Regions from separate parts of the Mus musculus genome. Here region 2 is linked to region 1. Evidence: chromatin loops called from intact Hi-C (ENCODE). Cell type or tissue: gastrocnemius. All regions are shown on one strand. Region 1 overlaps Zfp280d (zinc finger protein 280D). Region 2 overlaps Tcf12 (transcription factor 12).

Evidence for each region. A loop is a pair of places that touch in the nucleus more often than their neighbours do. Peaks named below come from ENCODE experiments on the same cell type or tissue, not always from the same donor. Only the 100,000 strongest peaks of a DNase experiment are listed, where the experiment ranks them.
Region 2: it touches region 1 in a loop (2.0-fold over the local background); 2 of 42 quality-filtered maps call a loop at or near these places.

Annotation. Positions count from the first base shown.
Region 1 is chr9:72,311,406-72,319,405 of GRCm38, forward strand. Zfp280d (zinc finger protein 280D) reads left to right here. Exons shown (of 22, transcript NM_146224.5): 8 at 673-843; 9 at 1,246-1,355; 10 at 7,687-7,910. Among named protein-coding and RNA genes, the nearest start is that of Zfp280d, 41 kb to the left of the region's middle. In gastrocnemius, no CTCF peak of the experiment used is centred here; no DNase peak of the experiment used is centred here.
Region 2 is chr9:71,873,243-71,881,242 of GRCm38, forward strand. Tcf12 (transcription factor 12) reads right to left here. Exons shown (of 21, transcript NM_011544.3): 13 at 2,747-2,825. Among named protein-coding and RNA genes, the nearest start is that of Cgnl1, 110 kb to the left of the region's middle. In gastrocnemius, a CTCF peak has its summit at 3,241 (motif pointing right); no DNase peak of the experiment used is centred here.

The DNA of each region.
Region 1 (8,000 bases):
CTCAAGAGGTAGAGAGGCAGGCATATCTCTGGAGTTCATGGCCATCCTGGTCTATAGAATGAGTTCCAGGACACTCAGAGCTGCACTGAGAAACTGTCTTGAAGGGGAAAAAAAGAAAGAAATTTAAAGGATTTATACGTGTTTGGAACAGATTATTGTGCATGTGTGCATATATGTATTAAAACTAGAATATACTTCAGCATCTGAAGATAATTGGTTTTAGGACTTCAGAATATCTTCAATTTTGTTGTTGTTTTTTTCAAGCCACACTGAGAATTTCTTGCATAGAAAGATAATTTCACAAATTGATTAAATAAATGCAGTCCCTAATAGTGTTTATGCTATTTCCTTATACTCTCTAAATTTTTAACATTTAGTTCCTTAGTTTTGTTTGAGACAGGGTCTTACTATGTAGCTTTGCCTTGCTGGCTTGGAACTGGTTAGATAGACCAGGTTGGCCTCAGATTCACAGATCTTTCTGCCTGTCTCTGCCTCATAAACACTGGGACTAATGGTGTGTGCCACCACGCCCAGCAATGATTTCTATCATTGACATAGCATAGTTCAATTATGTCATATATTTTAGTTCCCACATATTTAGACTTAACTGTTTATGAGTAGTATTTTTATAATATTTCTAAAATCTTTCCCCCACTGTTTAAACCATTTTAGGTTTGAATGAAACTTCATTTTTATCAAAACGTCCTTCTGGTTCTGACATAAGCAGTGTTAACCCAAAAAAGCCTAAACCCAGTGAAAATACTTCTGGAATAGATGCCTCTTCTGTAATCTCTTCAGAAAAGTCCCCATCAGTGATATCTCTCCAAGTGGTGCCATCGCAAGGTAAAAACACTAGCCTACAAAAAAGAAATTCTGTAGTATTTAAAGATAAGTTTTGCAAATGGTTACAAATTAAGAAACTAATAGTGGTTATTTAAGTTAAAAAGTGCTAAATTTGGGGGCTGGAGAGATGGATTATTGGCTAAGAACACTTAAAACTTTTTCAGAGAACCTGTGTTTGATTCCTAGCACCCACAGAGAGTGGCTCTCAACCAACAGCTAAGTCCAGCTCAGGGGACCTGACATTCTCCTCTGGCACCCATGGGCACCAATACAAATGTTATATTTTGCATACATGTGTGTGCACCTAGTAATAAATAATTAAAAATAATTTGTAAAAAGCAACAAGCAAAAAACCCTGAAAATGATGCATTTTATTTCATAGTTGATCTGAATTTATTTTAGGTGCAAATTGTTCATCAAGTCAATCTAAAAATGGAACAACTTTTCCAAGAGCATGTCCCAAGTGTGATATTCACTTCAATCTTTTGGATCCTCTAAAAAATCACATGACGGTAAATCTTTTCCAAAATCTAATTTTGAAAGCTTGAAAATCCTTAAAAATAGTAATGACTGATATATAGTAAATAAGTAAGTTAGGAATGAAATCTTCTCATACTAGGTATATCCATAGACCTTAGGTAAAAATTTATATTCAAAATCACTCTACGTAAAATTCCTTAGTTCATATATTTACAATATATGTTTATTGTATTCTGATTTTAAACACAATAATATTGATTAAATCATATTCCTATTTGTAAAACGTTTTACTGTGATTTCAATCTTTTTATAACTTAAAATTCTATAGCTTATATATGCAAATATGTATTCCACATTAGATAATGAAAATAAATCATACATATTGTCAGTATTCAGACATTAACTTCAAATGTTCATGCTTTTCATGTAAAATAATTGTTTTGATAAATCCAGAATAGTTTGCATAAGCATACATTTGTGTAAAGTTTTTATTGAGGTAGGAAGCTTTTTGATTTAGATTTGAAGAAAATTTCAAAGTATGTGTGAAGTATGAAGTTTAGGTAACACTTTTCTTCAAATATTAGCTTTTATTGTGCTTTCCTGTGCCTTTATAGAAATGTTCTGTAATCTCCTTGTTCCTACTACCAATGACAGGAAGGAGGCAGGGGAGATAAAAACAGCACTGCGTATAGAGTACAAAAGGATTAAGAAGCAATGAGGTAGTACAGGAAGAGTCCTTGCTGTTTCAGAAACTTACAATTTTTAATTCATCATTTTTAAAAACAAATAAAAGCAGAATGAGCCGGGCGTGGTGGCGCACGCCTTTGATCCCAGCATTCGGGAGGCAGAGGCAGGCGGATTTCTGAGTTCGAGGCCAGCCTGGTCTACAGAGTGAGTTCCAGGACAGCCAGGGCTACACAGAGAAACCCTGTCTCGAAAAACCAAAAAAAAAAAAAAAGCAGAACGAACTGACTGGCAGTTGATGGAGAAAGGTAGACATTCTTTTCAGTGATATAGTTACTGGTCAAGTTGCCCATACTCCTGTAAATAACCCTTCACTCGTAAAAGTAATCCTAGTCAAACTTATTGAAAAAAAAATGGAGAAAGACAGCTGAAGACAGGAGGAAGACTTCCTGGGAGCAGGGAAGTAGGAACAGGGACAAGAAGGGGTAATGAGGGTTGAGTATGATCAAAATATATCATCTATGGGGGTGAAGATGGCATCGGGAAACCCATTCTTATGAAGAGCTATAGACAAATAAGATAGAAAAATAACTTAAAAATTATAAACACATCTTTATTCAGAATTGCGTTTGATTTATAGTACTTCCAGCTCCCACAGTGTAGCATTAAGGACTGAACTCTGTGCTTTGATCATACAGGAAAATTATCTTGTCCAACTGATTTCACCTTCTTTGTAATGTTTGATAAGACTTATGACACTATTTGTTTGATATTAGAGACAGAGAGAAAAAAAGAAGTACATTAGTTATTCTTACTCATCTTTTTGACTAAGTAATAAAATCATGTGACTCAAGCCTACACAGGGACGCAACTGAGGAGGCTGGCCCGACTCATACCTGTCTAGTTTATAAGGTGGCTCTCAAAAAGAATAACTTCATATTAGTTTGCTTTATATACTCTAGGTTTGTTTTATTGTTGTTGTGTGTATGTGCGTGTATGTGTGTGTGCGTTTACAGATAAATGTGAATGTTCTTATTTTCCCTCTATTTCAAGTACAAATTGTATCATACTGTGTTATCTTCTTGGCCTAATTAACTATCTTTTCCTGTGATAAAAACATTATAACCAAAGAGGTGTAGAAAGAAAAGAAATGTTTTATGTCAGCTTACAGTCAGTCCATCATGAAGTAAAATCAGTGCAGGAACTCAAGGGAGGAACCTGGAGGCAGGAACTAAAGCAGAGACCATGAAAAGAAATGCTGCTTCCTGGTTTGCCTCCCATGGCTTGCTCAGCTGGCTTTTTAAAAAACATTAACCAAAACATTTCTGTATTTGAAGAAATTGGAGACCTCCATCCTAAAAGGTTTTTACAAATATTTAAAAAGCATTATTTATGATTACTTTTATTGGAAATTATAAAGGTTATCATGTAACATTCAAATATTAGAATACTATAGCATTTCATAAAAGCAACATAATTCATATTTTATGAATGTATATATTTTGTTCTCCTATATATTCCTTGTTTCATAGTGGATATATACATCATCAAATCTAGGAAGGGTAAGTTCAAAGTCTTGGGGCAATTTTTCAGTCACAGAAAGGCAAATACTACATGATCTAAAAAAACATCTCAGAAGGTGAAGTAGTTTACTTGAGGCTAAGGAGGTTAAGGAAGATGTGGAGAGGTTAACAGTTAGTACTGAATTATAGATAGGAGGTAGGTTCCTTATATTCTATAGGAGCACAACACTATAGGATGAATATAATCAAAAGAACACATTGTATATCAAAAAAAGGAAAGGCTTTTTGAATGTACTAATAAAGGATAAAACTTAAGATAATGGATATAATAATTACTGATTTTTGATCATTACCCAATGTAAACATGAGTCACATCATGTTAAACTTCATTTTTATGAAAATGCAAATTCTCAGCTCCACTCCCCCAAAAGATTTAGGAGCCTGAGAGATAGTTAAGTGGCTAAAGCACTTGATTTCTCTTTCAGAAGACCTGGATCTTGTTCCTGCCACTTACATGGCTGCTCATAGCTGTGTGTAACTCCAGTTCCAGGGGTAGCCTTACACTCTAATCTGGCCTCCAGGGAACTACTACACACATGTGCACATACATAAATATAGGCAACACACACACATGAAATAAAAATACATTTTTAATAAGAATTTAAATTACAGGAACTTAAACTAGATTGATAAGAATGAAGTATAGACGGTGTCTGATAACTTGTCAGACAGACTACAGACCACAATACTGAAATATTCACTAGGTACAAATGGCTATCTCATAAAATTAAGACTGAAGTGAAGGATTACAGAACAGACCTTAGAGCCAAAATGGTTATATGTCCCAACAAAGTTTTTCAGTTGATTTTGAGTCCTATGTAGTTGTGCCCTGTGTAGCTTATTATCTTTATATAAAACCTAATTCAGGGGGCTGGTGAGATGACTCAGCGGTTAAGAGCACTGACTGCTCTTCCTGAGTTCAAATCCCAGCAACCACATGGTGGCTCACAACCATCTATAATGAGATCTGACGCCCTCTTCTGGGGTGTCTGAAGCCAACTACAGTGTACTTACATATAATAAATAAACAAGTTTGTTTAAAACCTAATTCTAAACTTAGTCCTTGTTTCTCAAGTTGTACTTTTTGCATTTTGAATGTTTCAGGATATTTTGACTTTCCTCAAAAGCAATTCCTTACTCTGTTTACTGTACTTGGTTTTTATTGACCATTTGTTCTTTATCTGTTTTTATTAAGGATCTAAATCTAAAATATTATTGAAGAGGTATTATGAACAAGAATTTTGTGCTACTTTTAAAACTCTGATCCTGTCTTTTTTGTGTATGAAAGAAAATAAAACAGTAATTAGTTGCTCATTTGTTATGTATATAATTTATGAGCATCTTTGTGAAACCATTATCTTTTATAAATAGTAAAGTAGAAATTTACACCTTACTCTTCCATGGGTCATTTTATAGCTTCAGAAAAGAATCACATACCAAGAATCACATGGAGTGGCTTCTCCTGAAAGCCAGATCTAACATTTAGGGTATACCATCAATAGTGACCATTATTAATTGGAAGACTGAATTAAAGAATTTTTAAATTCTAATTTTCCTGAGACTTTTGTCATTCCCCCCACCCCCTTAGGAGGGTTTTAAATAAGGTTAGTACTTTGTTAATATAATAACCATTATTATACATACTTCATACATATACTTTAAGTAATTTCTTTCTTCTGGTCTCCCTCTTAACACTTTAATCCAGGGCCATTTGCTTGCTGGGCCAGTGCTCTACCACTGAATTGCAGCCACAGCTCCTGAGTGATTTTCCATAGTGTAGTATAGTAGCTTATTCCACACAATGCCTCATTTCCTTAAAATTAAAAGTAGCATTATTTCTATTAGTCTTATAAAAAGTCTTTAGAAATAGCTTGATTTTTTTTTTTTTTAATTTTGAATTCATAGATGTTACATGTACCTCATGAAAAATCCAGAAATAAGGCTGGGCCTTTTATCCAAAGACTCAGGCAAAAGTCTGAGTTCAAGGGCAGATTTAGCAAATCAGCTCTGTCTCTAAGAAAGAAAATACAGAAACATAAGTAACAAAGCCTTTTCTTACCTCTCTTTTATTTAATTTATTTATTTATTTATTTATTTATTTATTATTTTTATTTTGGTTGTGGTTCTATTCTACCCAAGGGGAAAAGATCATCTTATTAGGATACTAATATACTTACTTTTTTTTCTCTTTTCTTTCCTTCAAGACAAGACTTCACTATGTAGCCATGGCTGACCTGGAACTTACTGTGTAGACCAGGCTGGCCTTAAACTCATAGGGATCCAAGTGGCTCTGCTCTCTGCCTCTCTGCCTCTCCGTGCTGAGATTAAAGATGTGAGCCACTATTCTCAGCAAATACACTTATTGGTGCAACCTCAACTTGTAAATATAAGTTAGTTCCTCTCTTGTGAATCAGTTTTATTCAGTATTTTTCCTACTTCATAGATATATTTTAAATGTGGTTTTGTTTTGTTGTTGTTGTTGTTGTTGTTTGGTTGGCTGGTTGGTTGTTTTTGTTTTTGCATTTGTGGATTTAGAAATTGAAAAGATAATTCTGGCGATCAGTTCCTTTCAAAAGTATTTGAATCTCTAGAACCCATATTTTAAAAGGTCCATGTGGTGGTTCATGCCTGTTGATCCAAGCTAGCTGGATGGTTCTTGAGGAATGACACTAAGGTTCATTCTCTTCTAATGTTGTTGTCCAGACATGGTAAATAACTTTTTTGGGATTGACTAAAGCATGTCATCTGGCCTCCATATATGTATACATGTGCATGTACATGTGCTCATACCCATATGTACACACCTGCATTTACATAAATGTGCATATGCATATGTACAAGCACATACACAGTAACACACACAATGTAAAGATAAAACTGACAGTGAAATGAAGTAGCTGTACTATTATAACCTTGCAGAAGATGTTGTAGATCACAGGCTGAGCTCCTCACATTATACTGAGTGTTTCATGAATGATAATGATCCAAAGAGTCACATGTGGCAGAAGAGGAAGTGGATGTTATAATCATAGCATGGAATAATTGTGTTCCATTACAAATCCTGATTTAGCACACTAAAGCGCTTATGTTATGAAAGAATTTCCTGTGTTTCTTGTTTTAAGCCTTCACTTGTAAAAATTGCAGTTTAGGTGGTCTGAAGCAGTGCTAGGAATTACCATTTAATGAATTATTACAGATTTTCTAATACAGGTTTTTTTTTTAGGTTTGCCCTCAAAGAAAAACTCATTTAAAAAATTCTACAACTAAACATTATGTATAATAAATAAAATTAGCTATATCTTGATTTTAGAAAGCTCGTATGGAAAGTTTCATATCGCAATCAGCTTTTGTGACTTTACTTTTATTACTGAGAAGTAATTGTCTTCTTCAAATATTTTTAGCATTCAGGATTCCACGATATACTAGCTGCATTTGTCTCCATGTCCCAATAATTTTTTAGTTCTATGAATCTAGAGCATGGCAGTTTTAGCTGTGTAAAAATCTAGTTTTAACCAACTTAGGAAGTTTTCATTTACCTGATACATCAAAGGATGTAACATTCACCTGCTGTACTGTTGACATGGTAATGAAATGAATGATTTTTGGTTACGATACAAATGACTATTAAACATGTATCTAAGCAGGTAAATTGCATGGGAAAAGTTTAAATAGTCAAATCCTAGTCTTAAGGCTTTTTTCATCTCTTTTTAAATTTTTGTTTTGTTAAGATAATGTTTATGGGCTGGCGAGATGGCTCAGCTGTTAAAGGTGCTTGCCGCCAAACCTGACGACTTGAGTTCAATCCCTGGAACCCACGTGGTGGAAGGAAAGAGCCGACGTCCGCAGGTTGTCCTCTGACCTCCACAAGTGCACTATGGCATTCACACCCATACAGAACACATACACTAAACAGATAAATAGTCTACTTTTAAAAAGTCTACTTTTCTAAACTTGTTAGAATATCCACCATAGGCTTTCACTATTCTTCCAGATATCTTATCAAGCATAGTTATACATGGTTTGGCCGTAGTTGAAAACATAATTGTTTTTGCTGTTATTTTGTAATAAATAAGCCATTTTTTTCATTCTCTTTTAGTATTGTTGTCCAGACATGATAAATAACTTTTTGGGATTGACTAAAGCAGACAATTTAAATTCAGCAAATGAAGCTAAGACTCTTGAATCAGAGAAAGGAAAATTGATAATGTTAGTTAATGACTTTTATTACGGAAAACATGAAGGAGACGTCCTGGAAGAACAGAAGACTCATACAACCTTTAAGTGCTTCAGTTGCTTAAAAGTTCTCAAAAATAATATTAGGTATGTAAATATATATTTTTATTTCAATGAAAGTGGGAATACCAGAGATGTAACCACTGTTGTCTTTCTCATGCACTCTTGTCATTCTAG
Region 2 (8,000 bases), 440 kb before region 1:
TATTTTCATTGTATTTTCTCATCTCGACTGGAAACTTGCTCAAGTAAGGCGAGTATTTTACACTGGGCATGCTCATAGACGATGTACACAACATAATGTTTTGATTAAACTAACATAAACTTAGACTCAACTTTTAGTATGAGGTTCTGAGGACTGGTACAAGGTTCTAACATTACAGACATTCCCCACCTAAATTCCATATGAAGGTAAAGAAAGTCAAGGAATGTTCTGCTTGCCTGCCTCCCAAGCTCCCATACCGAACATATTCGCCTAACATAAATGTTGTGCCACTTCCGAACTGTAGCAGGCATAGCCATTTCCCTTTCACCTTGTTGCCAAAGTACTAAGTCTGTTCAAGGGCTGAAGGGTAGGCCTGTTCTGTCTGAATGGCACAGAATAATTCTATCCTAACTCTGAATAAATCCTAACACCTAAGATAAACATGTCAGTTCTATTGCAGATGCAGGCAACTGAGGCAGGCCCCGTGATGGCCAATGAAACATGAGGTTAAGTCTATAGGAGAGGTTTCTGGAAAAGATTTCTTAAAAGACAGGGTTAAAAAAAAAAGGTCTTTTCGTCTACTGGATACTGTTTGTGGTGTCTCAAAGCTGTCAGAAGGATCTGCTAGAAGACAAAGCAGGAACTCTGATATGCAGATTTCTAGCGATCCTGCTATGGGCTTCTTGACTTAAGAACAAATGCTCACAGGCCTTTAAGCCCAGCACCTGGGAGGCAGAGGCAGGCAGAGGTGAAGGTCATTTTGGTCTATATCACGACTTCCAGCCCAGTCATTAGTACAGTGTCTCAGAGGCTCCCTCATAAAAATACATAAAAATGCATGCTTCTTGTTTGGAAAGCTCTGGAGGAAGATAAGGTGTATTTATTCAAGAATGACAACCATGAAGCTGCCTGTGGGAATCTGTTGCCTGTGGGTCTATGCTCACAGATCCTGTGGTGAATCTGACTGTTGGTTGAACACAGGAAACAGGGCTAACTGGGGATAACCTACTCATTCCAGATAACAGATCAAGGCCATATAAGATACAAAGCAATCTCCACAGCAGGAGTGCTGGTTTGCTGTTTCCTTTTCTTTTGACTTTGAATGTTTATAATCTAGAGCTTTTCCTCTCACCCTGTCTCTGTTCTTTCATGGTGTGGGTGTTCTCGTAAACAACGGAAGTAGAGACAAGCACACTAGACAGAGAAGCAGGAGATGTGCCTTTATAAATACTCTAATTTGGTGTTTCAACAGCATCACGTGCAAAAGGTTCTCTAGGACTGCTGAATTCAAAGGAGGCTCACCACCATACAATCAGCAGTCTACATTTTGATTAGTTACCTGAGTTACAGGAAAGAGTATCATCAGCTAAGCCTCACCAATGGAGGAGGCCTCAGACTTGACGTAACCATTCTCAGTTTCACCCATGCCTTCTTAGAGGCTGAGCTCCCAGCTCCTCTCCCATGATTAGTAAGTACAGTAAAGGCAGACAAGTCATATAACAAAGTGTAAAAACGGGCTGTGGCAAAAATTATGCTGAGAATTTTGGTAAAACAGTGCCAAGATAGTGAGCAGGGCTAAGTTCCATCATTCTCTCTGTAACTTCAGCCCCGTTACACAACTCTAAGTCAATGGGTCTTTCATCATCTTGCCTATGTGGGCAACAGCTGCTTAGCATTTACTAGACAGCTGAAGCCATGATGTCTGAAAAAGTGGCACAGACTGCTACTAGCCTGAAGCAGCTGCTGCAGCTCAACATGTCCACCCTGGAATGTGGCTGACACAAAGCACAGGTGACAGCAAAAGCTGTGACTTTAAGAAGCCCAGCATAAGGCTGGATGTAACTGAGGCCAGACTGGGAACGCAGAGCTGCTGCTGAGGCTGACTGGTGAGGCAGGGATGTAGTGAGCCAGTTCACTTGTCCAGTAACACCTCTTTTTCAAAACATTTTTCTCCAGCAAGTCCAACCCCTCCAAAGTTGCTTAGAAAAATATGGGTAACGTTTTAAGATTATTGTTTGAAAGATATTTTCACATTATTTTACTTAATCCTAATAAATATTATCACTTATAATTATAGTATCTCAAAAAATTCATCCCATAGGATAGTTCTAGAACTTATCAAAATTAATGTTAAGAATCAGGAGAAAGGGCCGGGTGGTGGTGGTGCACGCCTTTAATCTTAGCACTTGGGAGGCAGAGGCAGGCAGATTTCTGAGTTCGAGGCCAGCCTGGCCTACAAATTGAGTTCCAGGACAGCCAGAGTCACACAGAGAAACCCTGTCTCAAACAAAACAAAACAAAACAAAAATCAGGAGAAAGGAAAACAAAGTGAACCACTTAAGCAGCCCCGCCAATGCTGCTCACCCAGCATTATCATCCCCTGGTAAGTTTTCATATAAAAAAGGTGAAAAGCCTAGTAGTCAAAGGCTTTTGTTTGTTTTTAGTCAGGGTTTATCAGTGTAGACCTGGCTGTCTTGGAACCAGGATTAGCCTCGAACTCAAGAGATCTGTCTGCCTCTGCCTGGGATTAAAGGCATGTGTCACCACCATCCAGCTACAATTGTTATTGGAAACCATCACATTATTTAAAAACCTAGGAAGATACACATAAATAATTCAATATTTCTTCAACGTATAGCAAAGTCAGAATATTTTCATAATTTAAATAGGATTTAATTGAAATTTTGTTGACTCAGAGACTCCAAGTAGAAGATTTACACATATTATGAATAACAGAGAAACCCACCTGTGAGAGGTGAAGGAGATCCCACTGGTGTTGATGGGTTTGATGGAAAACTACTGCTTGTGTGGTCAGGGGAATAAATCTAACCAGAAAATAAGAGATATATATGCATCAGAATATAATAGCAGCAAAACCACAAACCTGTTCATGGCGCTGTTCTGTGATCTCAGCCATACTACCCAAGGCTCACAGTGACAACCCTTTCATCAAACCGTACACTGTTTTGTAATTAGAGACCTAAGGAGCTTCAGTTTTTAAACTAGGACAAAAAAATTACATAATTTCAAATGTGAAAGGAATAACAGGTATCTATCCCCCCCCCCCCAATTTTAATTTGAATTGTCATTTTTTTTCCTTTTTTCTTTTTGAGACAGGGACTCAAATAATACATGCTGTCCTCAGGCTTGTTATGTGGCCAAACACAGTTGTTTTTGTTTGGTTTTGTTTGTTTCTTTTTTTTAATTCATGAGTACACTGTCGCTCTCTTCAGACACACCAGAAGAGGGCACCAGATCCCATTGTGAGCCACCATGTGGTTGCTGGGAACTGAACTCAGGGCCTCTGGAAGAGCAATCAGTGCTCTTAACCAATGAGCCATCTCTCCAGCCCTATTTCTTTATTTTTGTTTTTTTGATTTTTGTTGTTGTTATTGTTTTTTAAAAGACAAAGATACCTAATTTTTTAAATTATTGTGGTTGGAAAGTTTCTAATTATCAGCAGAAAATCAAGATGTGAGGTTGAATATGGCTGCACCTCTGCAAGCACCAACACTTGGGAGGCAGAGGGAGAAGGATCACAAGTTCAAAGCCAGCCTGGGCTAAACAGCAAGCTATAAGCTATAAGCCATAGAGTTGTCCCCACACCTGTGACTAGTACTTGGAAGGCAGAGGTGAGACTGTAACTTTAAGGCCAATCTGGGCTACATATTCAGTGCCAGGTTTGCTCATACTGAGGTGAGTCTTTACCTCAAAATAAAACAATCTATTATAAAGATAAAATACCTGAAAAGTAGACCATATTTAAAGAATGTATTATCGAAGTAATATAAAAACAATAATCTCACAAAAATATTTTTAAAAAGGTGGGGTCTTTTAGGTTGTTTTGTTCTATGTTAGTAATTAGGATCCTGATAGGCTCAGAGAGACCTTGAATTTGTGATCCTTTTGACCTAGCCTGCAAGTTCTGGAGTTGTAGATATGGCCTGACAAGCCTGGCCTTTACACATTAAGTCTGGCAAAGTACTGCACAACTTAAATCTTAGTACTTGGGAGGCAGAGGCAGGTGGATCTCTGTGATTTCAAGGCCAGTATGGTCTGTATATCAAATTCCAGGACAGCCAAGGCTACCAATGGAGACCCTGTTTTAAACGATCCCACCTCCTCCAGTACACAGGCCCCACCCTTGCGCCCCCAAAAAACCACAAACAAAAAGCATACCCCAAACTTAAAACCACCAAACAAAAAGTCTTTGAAAAGATGGGCAGTGGTAGCACAGGCTTTTAATTCCAGAACTTGGGAGGCAGAGGCAGATGAATCTTTGAGTTTGAGGCCAGCCTGGACTACAGAGTTAATCAAGTTCCGGATAGGGCAGCCAGGAAACCGTCTGGAAGTGAGGTAGAGAGGAGGATTGGAGAGAATGGGAGGGGAGGGGAGTGGGTATGGGTGTTTGTGTACCTTTGAAAAAAGTTTTCTAAGTTCTCCTTTCTAAAAAGCTAACCAAAGAAAACATAATAGTTACCCCTTCGTCCTTTAAAAAGTTACTTGTCTGTTTTAGCCCCAAGAAATGTATATTGTGAAAATTAAGCTTTCTCTCAAAGGACACTAAAACTTTTACAAACATGTCTCAACATCTTTATAGTTGTCAATCACTGTTTCTTATCTTCAGGAATCAAATGTACCTTTTATGAGCAACTAGTGCTCATTCATTAAGTATATAATACAGCATTGATGAGGGAGGTGCAGATAAGTGAGAAAACAGTCACAAAACCAACCACACTCACGGATTAGTCTGCACTGCCTGCCTGCCATTACTCCTCACTGTGAGAATCAACTGTGAAAGCGTTGGGGAATCACCCTCCATGGCAGCCTGCCCTCTTTGTGCTTGTGTCTCCTACTCTCAAAGACTTGCCTAGTCACTACTGTGCTAATAATGACTTGCAATGGTAGAAATGAAGAGCCTGTGCTAGGAATTTCTACTGGAATGAGTTCTAGGCCTCAGGCTTACCTATGTCCCATCGCTCCTACTCTCCAGTTCCCTTAAAGGTTTCAGAGTCCTCAGTCCCCTTTTCTTCTCTAGTTACTAGCAGTTTAAGCCTGGTTATGACCTTCCTATGTTTACAGACCCTGGTGAATGACTCCTGAACCGACTCTCACTGTCCCCTGCCTCACACTGGCTGCTGGCTTCATCACTTGACAGGCTGAGTAGGTCACATCTCAACTCTGAGTCACTACTCTGCTTTCTTTCCTCTTCTCTTCTTTATTTTGGCTGTGCTCCCCCTTTTCTTTGCCCCCCCTTTCTCTCTCTACACACCAGTATTCACAATTCTCAGTTTCTGGGATAAATATGCATCATTTTCACACTGTTTTAAATCTGTGTATGCATGTGTGTGGAGGCCAGAGGACAATCTCAGGCGTTGTTCCCTAGGAGTTGTCCACCCTATTTTTGAGACAGGATCTCTCACTGGCCTGACTCTCTAGCTGGCCAAGCCCTGGGCATCCATTTGTTTGTTTTCCCGGTGTTGGGACTTTAATAAGTGATAAACTGCATGTGAAATTTGCTATAATAATTATCAGTAAAAAGATTCTTTAAATAACAGATTTTTACCTTAGTATTTAGTTAATGGGGATCAAAAAACAGAAACAAGAAAATGAAAGAGCTTGTTATAGACTTCACTCCAAATCTACAAAATGGCATAAACTTTGAGAACAATTATGTCTTGAGGTTCTATGATTGCTGAGAATTAATGTTAATGTTCTAGGCTATGTGTATCTCACACTTAGGTAGGCACAGGCTTTCTAGGGCGTGAATGGACTGCCAATTCTTCAGCTCTGCCCTTCCAATGAAGCAATCCCTAAGTATGTCAAATGCTGGTTAGAGTTCCTTTATGTGGAAGAAAGCAGAGTTTATACTTCTTACTCTCATAAAGAGAGGACATATGTGGGAGGAAGAGTGGCAGAGCAATACCGGTACACAGAAGCCTTTCTGATGGCAGATCACTTCACCAGCCTGTATCTCTGCAGGCTCATTCCATCACCAAAACAACTGAATCACATTATTTCATAAAAATCGTGATTTCTTTAGAAATCCTAAATATCAGACTTTTTTGGCAAAGACCATTCTAAATGAAGATTTTTCTCTCTATTTTCTGGTGTTTAAGGAAGAAAAATTAGTGTTTATTGAATATTGGTGTTTAAGGAAGAAAAAAGTCACGTTAAAAACGGAGGTGGTAGTGGCTAGAGTTTGGGGCAGGAACAAAGTCAGAGCTCATTTTACATGCAGCCCACAGGCACTCATAGTTAAATGGCCAATGATGAATAACTCCCAGTACCTTCTGCCAGACTTAAACGGTAATATTCCTCATTTTACTGCAACAAATGAGGCTCCTCCTCCTATCAGTCATGGTCTATTCCAATCAGTAGGGTGCCAATAAAGCCAGAGGCTAATGAAAGGAGCTTCAGACAAACAGAAACAATGGAGAGCTCCAGGCCCAACCCTGGAAGGCAGAGTCCAAGGTTTTAAACACTGAAGCTTTTGGACATTTCAGTTAATCTTTATTATGCTAATGTTATTGAGTCTAAGGAACAAAGAAACTTATTTCATGAATTACTTCTAAACATCAACTTCCCTGGATTTTCTTTTCTTTTGTTAGGGACTACTGACCATTTAACTATCTAGATTAAAACGCACACATTCTCCCTCTCTTCTTCCCTCCCTGGCTCATAGAAATCAAAACATAAATTATCACAAAGAAGTCTGATATAATCAACAAAGTTAAACAGTCTTCTCGTTTGATCTCTTCTAAATTAAAGACTGAATGTTTTGATATGGTATTAGGCCCTGAAATAAACCAGATGTTTCTTCCTGCATATAACTCTCCATGGGCACAGTCTTAAAGGGTGATTGTCTGGCAAATGTTCAGGGACACACAGATTTTTCCTTTCCTTCTATCTACCCACGTCTATTATCTAAACTAGTGCACAATCCATAGGGCTTTGGGGACTTTGTGTAAATACCTTCATGTACAATTCTCTTTCTTGCTATCCTGAGATTAAGACCACAATTATCCAGGCTTAAACCTAAAATAAAAGAACCTTTGCAAACGCATTATCTGGCCTTACATGTTTAATCACGCAGCATTCTGCGTGTTCTTTAAAACCTAAACTGAAGAACAAAGGTTGTACCCTCTGGTGTTTCACACATGAAAGACCTTCTAAAGCAACTAGGGAACTAGAATTAACTTCTAATGACAACAGTGGTATTTTCCCATCAAAAATAGATGCTATTATTATATTAGAGACACCACATTCTAACCATTTGTAATACTTAACATAAAATTCTGATATGCATTCAGATTCGCACATGTAATCCTCCCTAAGTTTCTTTCTCTCATTTCTCCTAATTCTTCCAATTACTGTTTTTGTTTTTTAGTATATTTTAAAAACTAAACATTATTAATGTGAATGTGAGTCTGTAAGGAAAGCTGAAGAAACAATGCTGTTGGAGAAGTAGGGGGAGGCTGAAGGGACAGGAAGTGTGCACATGAGGGTCTGCAGTGATGGACCAGATGGAATGTATCACTCTCAACTATGACAGAAATGATTTATGGAATGACCTGGCTGTTCCCGCTTAGTAACAACACAGGATGACAGAGATGAGTTTCCATGACAACCAAAGCCCACCCACTAGCTAGATTAAACATTTCTTCCTGGCCTCCACTCATAGTAAATCTGGACTTTTTTCTCCAAATGCCATCCTAGTTTCTCTAGCATGCTGTTCATAATATGGAAGGAAAATCAAGGATGCCAGAGTAACTAAAGGAAGCTTGAAAGACCACTGAGAACATTACAAAGTTCTGTGTGTTTATACCATAGTTTTTTTACATATATTTTTCTCAGAAAAACAAAATAACTCCCAAATGGAGGTTTTATTTTTAAAATTTCCTTAATATTAGTAGTCAAATGCTACTTGTTCCTTTACATGTGCATGAACTATCTGCTGTTGGATCTTCTAAGATGAGCAGGCTCAACATGGCATGACA